Linked DNA regions of Mus musculus: region 2 is linked to region 1. A link is a contact called in ENCODE Hi-C or POLR2A ChIA-PET data. All regions are on one chromosome and are shown on one strand. The core of a region is the stretch at or near the end of the contact, and the rest is flanking DNA. Distances in the headings are between cores, read along the strand shown. Region 1 overlaps Trio (triple functional domain (PTPRF interacting)). Region 2 has its middle 22 kb from the start of Dnah5.

Region 1 (3,906 bases), core at 864-3,363:
ATGGTAACCTGTTCACATAGGGAAGAAAAACTTGATTCTTTGTATCTTACTTTCTTCGGAAAATCCACTACATTTTATGATTTCATTGTAGATTCTTTCTTACAAGTTGAACACATGATCTATCTATCTATCTATCTATCTATCCATCAATCTGGCATCTATCTTATCTGTTTATATCTATCAATCATCTATTATCAGTGTGCTTATATTATTATTATTATTATTATTATTATTATACACATCAAAATACTTGTTACTTTGTCAACAGAGTTTACAAGTTAGACTGATTATATTGCTAAAAAGGTGGGATTTTGTTACAATTTTGCTTAGACCTCTGAGTTTAAGGAGTATCAGTGGATTTTGTATTTGTATTTAGGAAACCCCAGCATTAGAAGCTGGCAAAATACCAATATAAATGAGCAAAGGATTTTGGAGAAATCATGTATGCATATCTGTAGCTTTACTCCATTTGTATTTTTAAAACAATTAGACATGGATGTGCGACCTGAGCATCTGCTAATGAGCATCCTGTCTGCAAAACCTTTTGTCTAGTGTTGCTACAGGGAAGTGTGCTGGATGTATTTCAGAAGCATCCGCTGCCAGTTCAAAGTGACATTGAATAGATTAGTAGGGTTAGATGAATTGATTCAAGCCATTCATTACTCAACTGGTTAATTGTGTGTTGACTGTGTAGATTAAATACACACAGGGCCCTGGCAGCGTCCTTGAAGCCAGGGCCTTATGGGGGCAGACAACGGATCCCAGGTCCAGCCTTGTTCTCTGTGCATCGAGCAGGGTCGTTCCTGCCTTCTGGGTCCCTCTCACCTATCCTGAGTTGGGCTCTGTTTTGGAGCAGATGGTCCTCAGTAGAGCTGACGTTTGTTGGCACTGTTGTGGCACAGTGTGCCAGGCACTATGTTCAGGGTTTTAAGGCTTGCCTGTTAGTGCTTAGGGCAAGCCTGCTTAGAGACTCTAAGGAGTTTATTAAGGTGCGGTAGTTCTTGGGTGTGCTTCCAGAGGCTGACTTCCTTAAAATGATGTTCTTTCCTGTGAGTCTGATTCCCCTCCAGGTGCTCTGAGCTGGAGACTGCATAGGTGAAGCACAGGGACCCTGGTGACGGGGATGCAGTTCTCTCTTCAGGTGTTTACAGGCTGGGGTAGACAGCCTTGCAAAACTGCCCTTGTCTGGCTTCAGGCTTCTGCTGTTCTTCCCAAGGCAGGTGCATACACAGGATTCTCACGACAGCTCTGTAAACCAGACCTGGGCATGGAATGGCTGCGGATTATTTCTGGTTCTAGGGCCATCCTGTGATCCTGAGGTGGCTGAGGTGGTTGTTATAAACTTATGCCAGCCAGCTGCTGGGCCTCCTTATTTACTGAGTGAGTACCCAGCACTCACTGGGCTGTCTGTGGAAGAGGGAATCACCAATGGAGTGTGTGTCTGCGGGTTCTGACGTCCTTTATTCTGTTCTGTAAGTTTAATTTGCATTTGTCGAGATCACACTAAATGACCCGTAGGCACAGATCCTGTGCTGCTCTGCTGGACGAGGTTTTGAATGACCGTTAGCGGCAGGTGTGTTTGCTTACAGGATACATTTTGTGAGCAGGCTTCTTGGTAATAACATCATTCTGGGCTGGCGCCTTCCCCCATCCCCACCCCGGCTTTCATTTATTTGTTTGTTTGTTTGTTTGTTTGTTTGTTTATAATTTAATGGAGTCACTGTAAATGAGAACAGAAGTTGCCCTGCGTGGGGATGTGCCCAGCTCTCCTCCCTAACACCAGCTCTTCCGTCTCTGTTGGCAGTGAACGCCACACAGTGTGGGGAACTGAGAGTCTGTGCGCAGTGGGAGGAGAACTGTCCTACCTTCCTCCCAAGACCGCTCCAGTCTCGAAACAGTGCATTAGACAAGACACAGGGAAACGATGAATATGAACCGCTAGAAAAATCCAACCTGCTTGATTATATCGTCTTTGGGGGACATGTTTTTATTTTCGACACGGAAGACAAATAAGGGCGACTTTCCACAGAAGCGCAGCTCTCCGTTGCAGCTCCCTGTGGTGCTTGCAGCACTGAACAGCCCCTCCTGCAGTTCATCCTCGCACAAAGGAGATGATGTAATCCCTTTAGCTCTGGCCACGTGGCCAGCATGCCGTCACTGTCTTCACACAGATACCTCTGTGCTGCCACGGCCCTATTGGTTTCTTGCAGCCGCGCATTTGTAATTAAATTGCTTTTCCTTTGTCAGGCTGCCCTTCACATGGGGTCACAGGAATGTGAACAAGGCTATCCTGCTCGCAAGGAGGGATTGCACTGGTGGAAATCATAACCAGAAAAATGACCAGAGTGTGCAAAGCAGCGGAGTCTCCTTGAGTGGTGATGGGGGCAGGGCAGGAATGTTTGGTTGCCAATAGCAACCACTTGCTTCATTATTAGAAGAGAAAACCTCTGGACTTTCTGCTTCTCTCTTTTCCCTTGCTCTGCTGTGACTGGTTGAGGGAAGGGCCAGCAGAGATGTGTGCTGGAGAGGGGAGGAGACAGATGCTCAAGGGTATTCAGCTGGATGTCCATACAAGCACATCCTTTCCGACACCTGAACCCCCGCCGTGTGCGCTGCCTCTGGCCATGCCCCTCTCCACTGTCGTGACTGCATCCCGTGGCAGTCATAGCCACATGACAGCTGCTGTGAGCTGTGCCACATTCCGCCCAGCTCCGGTGCAAGATGCTTGCATGCATTTTCTCTTTGAATGCTCCAACGATTCTCCGAAATGCATGACTCACCCAGGAAGAAACTGCAGCCAGGAGAGAGGAAATGATTGCTGTGGCCCTTCCAAGCCTAAAGTGATTCCACAGAGGAGTCAAAGAAGGGCTAGAAAGACACTGATCCACACATTCAGGCTTGCCGCCTTCTGCAATAAGTCAGTAGTCTCTGGGTCTGTGAACCCACCACAACTGAGGCTTAGTTGTGCAAACTAGCGCTATATACAAGGGTTTAATTTTCCCAGTGGTATTAGTTTAATGACCAGGTGGTACCATCAGAAGATTTAGGTGGCTGCAAGGTGGGGCTGGTGAAAAAGCTCATTGCAGCTCTCACAAAGGTCCTAGGTTCAGTTCCAAGCACCCACATCAAGTGGCTTACACCACCTGTAATTCCAGTTCCAGGGGATCTGACACCCTCTCCCAGTCTCTGTGGGCCCTGGCACACATGTAGTCTACACGCATACACACAGGCACGCTGTTTTAGTTTGTCTCCTGTTTATGTGATAAAATGCTGACGAAAAGCAACTGTGGGCAGAAATGGTTGATTTGATTTAGCGGTTACCCTCATCAGTTGAGGGGTTCCAGGGAAAGAGCAGAAGCAGAGACCATGGGATACCACTGCCTCCTGCCTCAGTTTTCATGGCTTGCTTAGCTTGTTTCTTAGACATGCCAGGACTGCATGTCCAGGGGTGGCACTGCCCATAATGAACTGGGCACTCCTTCATCAGTAACGAATCAAGAAAAGCCTCATAGACTTGCCTAAAGGTCATTTCTCAGATTTACCCTAGTTTTTGTCAAATTCACACACACACACACACACACACACACACAGACAAAATAAATCTTAAAAGAATGATAGGGCTCCATTGATGTCATGGCGACAGTTTTTGAAGTGCAAACATCTGGATCGCATTAGCAAAGCAGCTTCTAAAACCACAATGAGACAGCCCAGGCTGTTGGCCCAGCGTCTCCAGGGACCTTGCCGATAAGTGAGTGGCATTGGACTAATTTTGGTTAGTACTTATGGGCTGCACACAGAGTGACAGAAATAACTCCTATAAATCAGGAATCAGATCCCCTTGATCCCAGGTCCCCAAAGAGCCCTCCTTGCTGGAGAATTTGGACAGAGGGTGGGGAATAGATGTGG
Region 2 (4,204 bases), core at 377-2,876, 240 kb before region 1:
ATACATGAACTCACACTCACAAAACCACCATATCCAATCAAGGTAGCAAAGATATCTATCGTTTTGTTTTCATTACTCCAAGTGGCAATGACAAATCATGTTCTGATAGCAAAGTTCTCAGGGCTGGGAGGAAGCGTCTTCCACAGAAATATGAGGACCTGTGTTTGGATCCCAGCACCCACCTAAAAGTCAGGCACGGGGTACAGATCTGTAACCTCAGAGCTGAGAGCACAAAGAGAAGTGGGACCTTGGAAGTTGTTTGCCAGCCAGCCTTGAAGAAGAGGAAGGAGGAGGAGGAGGAGGAAGAAGAGGAAGCAGAAGAATAGGAGAACGAAGAGGAAGGAGGGAGGAAAGAAGGAAGGAAGGAAGGAAGGAAGGAAGGGAGGGAGGGAGGGAGGGAGGGAGGGAGGGAGGGAGGGAGGGAGGGAGGGAAGGAGGAAGAAGAAAGAAGGAAGAGAAGGAGAGGAAGATCCTAAAGCCTTCAATGCTTTGAAATGTTAGCAATATTAGAACGGATTTGTGGAGTTTGTAGGTTTATGGATTACCAGGAATCAAATTAAAAACCATTCCCACCAATCTTTAAATGGACAGAGGCAAATCTTCTAGTTTCTTCTATTCCATTACTAAAACAAAGCCTTCTCATGAGCCCTTTCCTTGATCTACTAAGTATCGGACATAATAGGAATCCTCATTCAATTCCAAGTGCTCATGAGCACTCCTTGTCCTCAAGTTTATTTTTTCCACTAATTTATTTATTCACTTTGCATCCCTATTGCAGCTCCCTTCCCTCCCAGTCCACCTCTCACAAGGCCCCTCCCCCCATTCCTGCACCCCCTTCACCTCTGAGAAGAGGGAGGTCCCCCCTGGGTACCAATCCACCCTGGCACCTCAAGTCACTGCAGGACTAGGCACATCCTCTCCTCTCCCATCGAGACCAGACAAGACAGCCCAGTTATCGGACCAGGATCTACAGATGGGCAACAGAGTCAGGGTAAGCCCCTGCTCCCCTTGTCTGGGGACACTCATGAAGACCAAGCTGCACATCTGGCACATATGTGCAGGAGCCTAGGGCCAACCTGGGAATGTTCTTTGGTTGGCGGTCCAGTCTCTGGGATCCCCAAGGGTCCATGTTAGTTGACTCTGTTGGTCTTCCTATGGAGTTCCTATCCCCTTCAGGGCCCTCAGTCCTTCCCCCAACTCTTCCACGAGACTCCCCGAACTCCATCTAATGTTTGGCTGTCTTCAGTTCACATCGATTCCTAGAAATGCTGTAGAATGCAATTCTTTGTCCAAGAAATTGGGCATGAGGGCATTTTCCCTTAAGGTATTGATGAGATTTCAATGATTTCCTATACTTGAAAAAATAATGTTCATAAACTTCACATAAATTATACTGTCCTGTATAAATACATAACTTGATACATAGCATGTATACATCTCATTATATAAAACTTAAAGATAAGGTGTTTTCCAAAGAGTCATAATATCAAAATTCAAATGTATTTTATCAAACTTCAAGTCTGAGCTATGTCACTGGAATATTTCAGACTTCTCCACAAGAGGGCGCTGCTCTCCAAGCTATTGTGTGGCCAAGCCTGCTTAGGTATTTATTTCGAGCATTTCACCTGGTGTCACTCACATTAGCACGTGGACAGGGTGGCTCCTCAGCAGTGACTTTGAGAGTCATAAGTGAACGTAAAATGGCAATAGTTCTAGAGACATCTTAAGAACCACAGCTTCTCATTCTGTGTTCAGTGGGGCAAGGGAGGCTCGGCCCGAGGCTCGCCTATGACGTCACCCAGGCTTTCCAGCGTGAAGGATGTATGACACCCACCGCTCCCCTGTCTATTCCCAGTGTCTGTTACCCCTCTAGCCCTTGTCTTAGTCCCATAAGATGCTATAACTTATCACCGTAGACTCGGTGACTTCCCCCACCCCCTTCCCTTCTCTCTCTTTCTTCAGCTCCGCTCTTTCCGGGCCATAGATTTTTTTTTCTCTCTCTCTCTCATTACAGATGGTTGTGAGCCACCATGTGGTTGCTGGGAATTGAACTCATGAAGAGCAGTCAGTGCTCTTAACCGCTGAGCCATCTCACCAGCCCGACTGGGTGTCTTATAAACAAAAGTCATGCGTCTCATAGTTCTGGAGGCTGGCTAAAAAGCCAAGCTCAAGGTGTTTACCAACTCTGTGTCATAAAGGCACATAAACGGTTCCTTGCTCATAAACGATGCTCTGTCTGAACTCTCATGACTCATCACTAGCCAAAGGCCCCACTCCCTAATACTCTGGGGCCGAGGGTTTTACTCGGATTAATTTGTGGAAGATACAAACATGCAACCTGTAGCACTCTGGCTTCTTCCTAAGAAATGCTGTGCCATGGGGCACTGATCTTATACACATGCATCCCATTAGCTCAGGGGACGCAGAAAGTCTCCTCAGGCCTGGTGGGTAAAAAGCACCATAGAATAGGGGGAGAACTCTAAATAGTTAATTTTTCCCTGGCTCAACAGGGAAAAATGCCTGCTTCATCTTCATGGAGCCTCACTGCTACCTAGCATTGCAGCTGGGCTTCATCTAACAGAGAAGAAAAGCCACAACTTGAAAAAGCATCTGTCTGTAGATCATGAAGCTGACTTGAAGGGCCAGTCTGAGGGCAAAGCCTTCACACTTCTTTCCCATCCCATGCTCAAGGGGATCTCTGTAGCCTTACTGAGAGAGCTGAGGTGCACATGGCCCAGTCTCAGCCCAAAGTCCCTTGTTATTGTTTGGCTTTTGTTGGGCTTTGTTTTGCTTTTTTGTGTATTGCTGGGTGTCTGGGTCCCTGTTCTATTGCTGTAAAGAGACAACATGTCCTTGGCAACTCTTATGAAAGAAAGCATTTAGTTGAGGGCTTGCTTACAGTTTCAGAGGATTCGTCCGTTATATTTATCATGGCAGGCATGGTGCTAGAGAAGTAGCTACATCCTGGTCTGCAGGCAGAGAAAGGGGGGGGGGGGGCTGAGTCTAGCATGGCCTCTCCATGACACACTTCTTCCAGTGAGGCCACACCTCCTAATCCTTCTAATCCTTTCAAAGAGTTCCACTCCCTGGTGACTCAGCATTCAAATATATGATCCCATGGGGGTCATATTATTCAAACTACCAAAATGGGCATTCCCCCAGGGTCTCACATATACTAAACAATTAATCTATCAGTGAGTTTCATCCTTCTTGCATTCATATACAAAGGATCAGAATTCTGAAACCAAAATGTTTGCTTGCTTGCTTGCTTGCTTGCTTGCCTCCCTCCCTCCCTCCTTCCTTGCTTATTTTAAGTTTTAGCTATTACTAGTATTACCTCCAAGAATATCTAAAGGAACTCAGCACATAATTTGTAGCAACATGTCTCAAAAGCCCTGGCTTCTGGCCCTACTCTGCTCATATCTTAAGACTTTTCTAGAAGATGTTGGTATAGGAATCTTACAAACTCGCCCCCTCCTTCCTCCTTCCTGTCTTTGATTCAGTTCTGACCCTTCCTTGCCTCTGTCCTATTGCACTATACTGTCCACTGCAGACTCTCCATGCAGAGTGGAGGGGGGGGTCTTCATAGTTCTCTCACCTGTGTCCCAAGTCAACGGGACTTAACACAGACTGGACTCATGTAAACATAAGCTGGTAGGTACTTGAGGAAGGAAGGTCCCAAGAGTTGGCTTACGTAGGATTTTGAGGGGTTTTCCCCCTTTGTCATATGTTGGGCACTAGAGAAGAATCTGATGCAGTAGCCCTGACCTCAGGGTCAAATAGCTCAGCCCATCACCTGAGGCTTATGACAGAGACTAAAAGATCTGAGCCTGAGGTCAGAAGGTAAACCAGTCTCTGGAGCCAGCCAGCGTGCTGGCATAGAGACAGAGAACTCTAAGTATTAAATTCTGCAGACTTAATCCCCCGCCAGTGGAGGTAGGTACTTAATGCTGAGTGGGTTTTAAAAACCACAGGAAGTAGCTCTCATATATAAGATGTCAGTGTTCTGTCTGTTTCTCCTACCCACAATGCCCTCAAGACACATTCCCCACCCGGAGCAGTGTGAACTGGAAGTCCAGGAATGTGGAAGAACCTGTCCTGGCCATGGAAGAAGACATTCCTAATGGCAGCCAGTTGCAGCTTCTAAATGTAACGGAAGGACACGTCTAAAAGAAAGAGACATTTGACACATGACGGGTCCAGT

What was found. A loop is a pair of places that touch in the nucleus more often than their neighbours do. ChIA-PET counts read pairs that join two places held with the same protein, here RNA polymerase II (POLR2A).
Region 2: POLR2A ChIA-PET joins it to region 1 with 10 read pairs in Patski. The contact joins two enhancer-like sites. A Hi-C loop is called at or near these places in 17 of 37 maps with a recorded cell type or tissue (CH12.LX, CH12F3, ES-E14 and 10 more). POLR2A ChIA-PET finds 5 or more read pairs at or near these places in 2 of 5 experiments (Patski and embryonic stem cell).

The regions. Positions count from the first base shown.
Region 1 is chr15:27,935,978-27,939,883 of GRCm38, reverse strand. All of the region lies in intron 1 of Trio (triple functional domain (PTPRF interacting)), which reads left to right. Among named protein-coding and RNA genes, the nearest start is that of Gm29975, 57 kb to the left of the region's middle. Within about 2 kb of position 2,113, at least 3 of the 3 ENCODE cell types and tissues checked have a DNase peak (open chromatin) inside an H3K27ac peak, as active enhancers do; they include left cerebral cortex, where a contact is called at or near this core.
Region 2 is chr15:28,179,550-28,183,753 of GRCm38, reverse strand. It overlaps a transcript of Dnah5 not described here. Among named protein-coding and RNA genes, the nearest start is that of Dnah5, 22 kb to the left of the region's middle. Within about 2 kb of position 1,626, at least 1 of the 3 ENCODE cell types and tissues checked has a DNase peak (open chromatin) inside an H3K27ac peak, as active enhancers do; it is left cerebral cortex, where a contact is called at or near this core.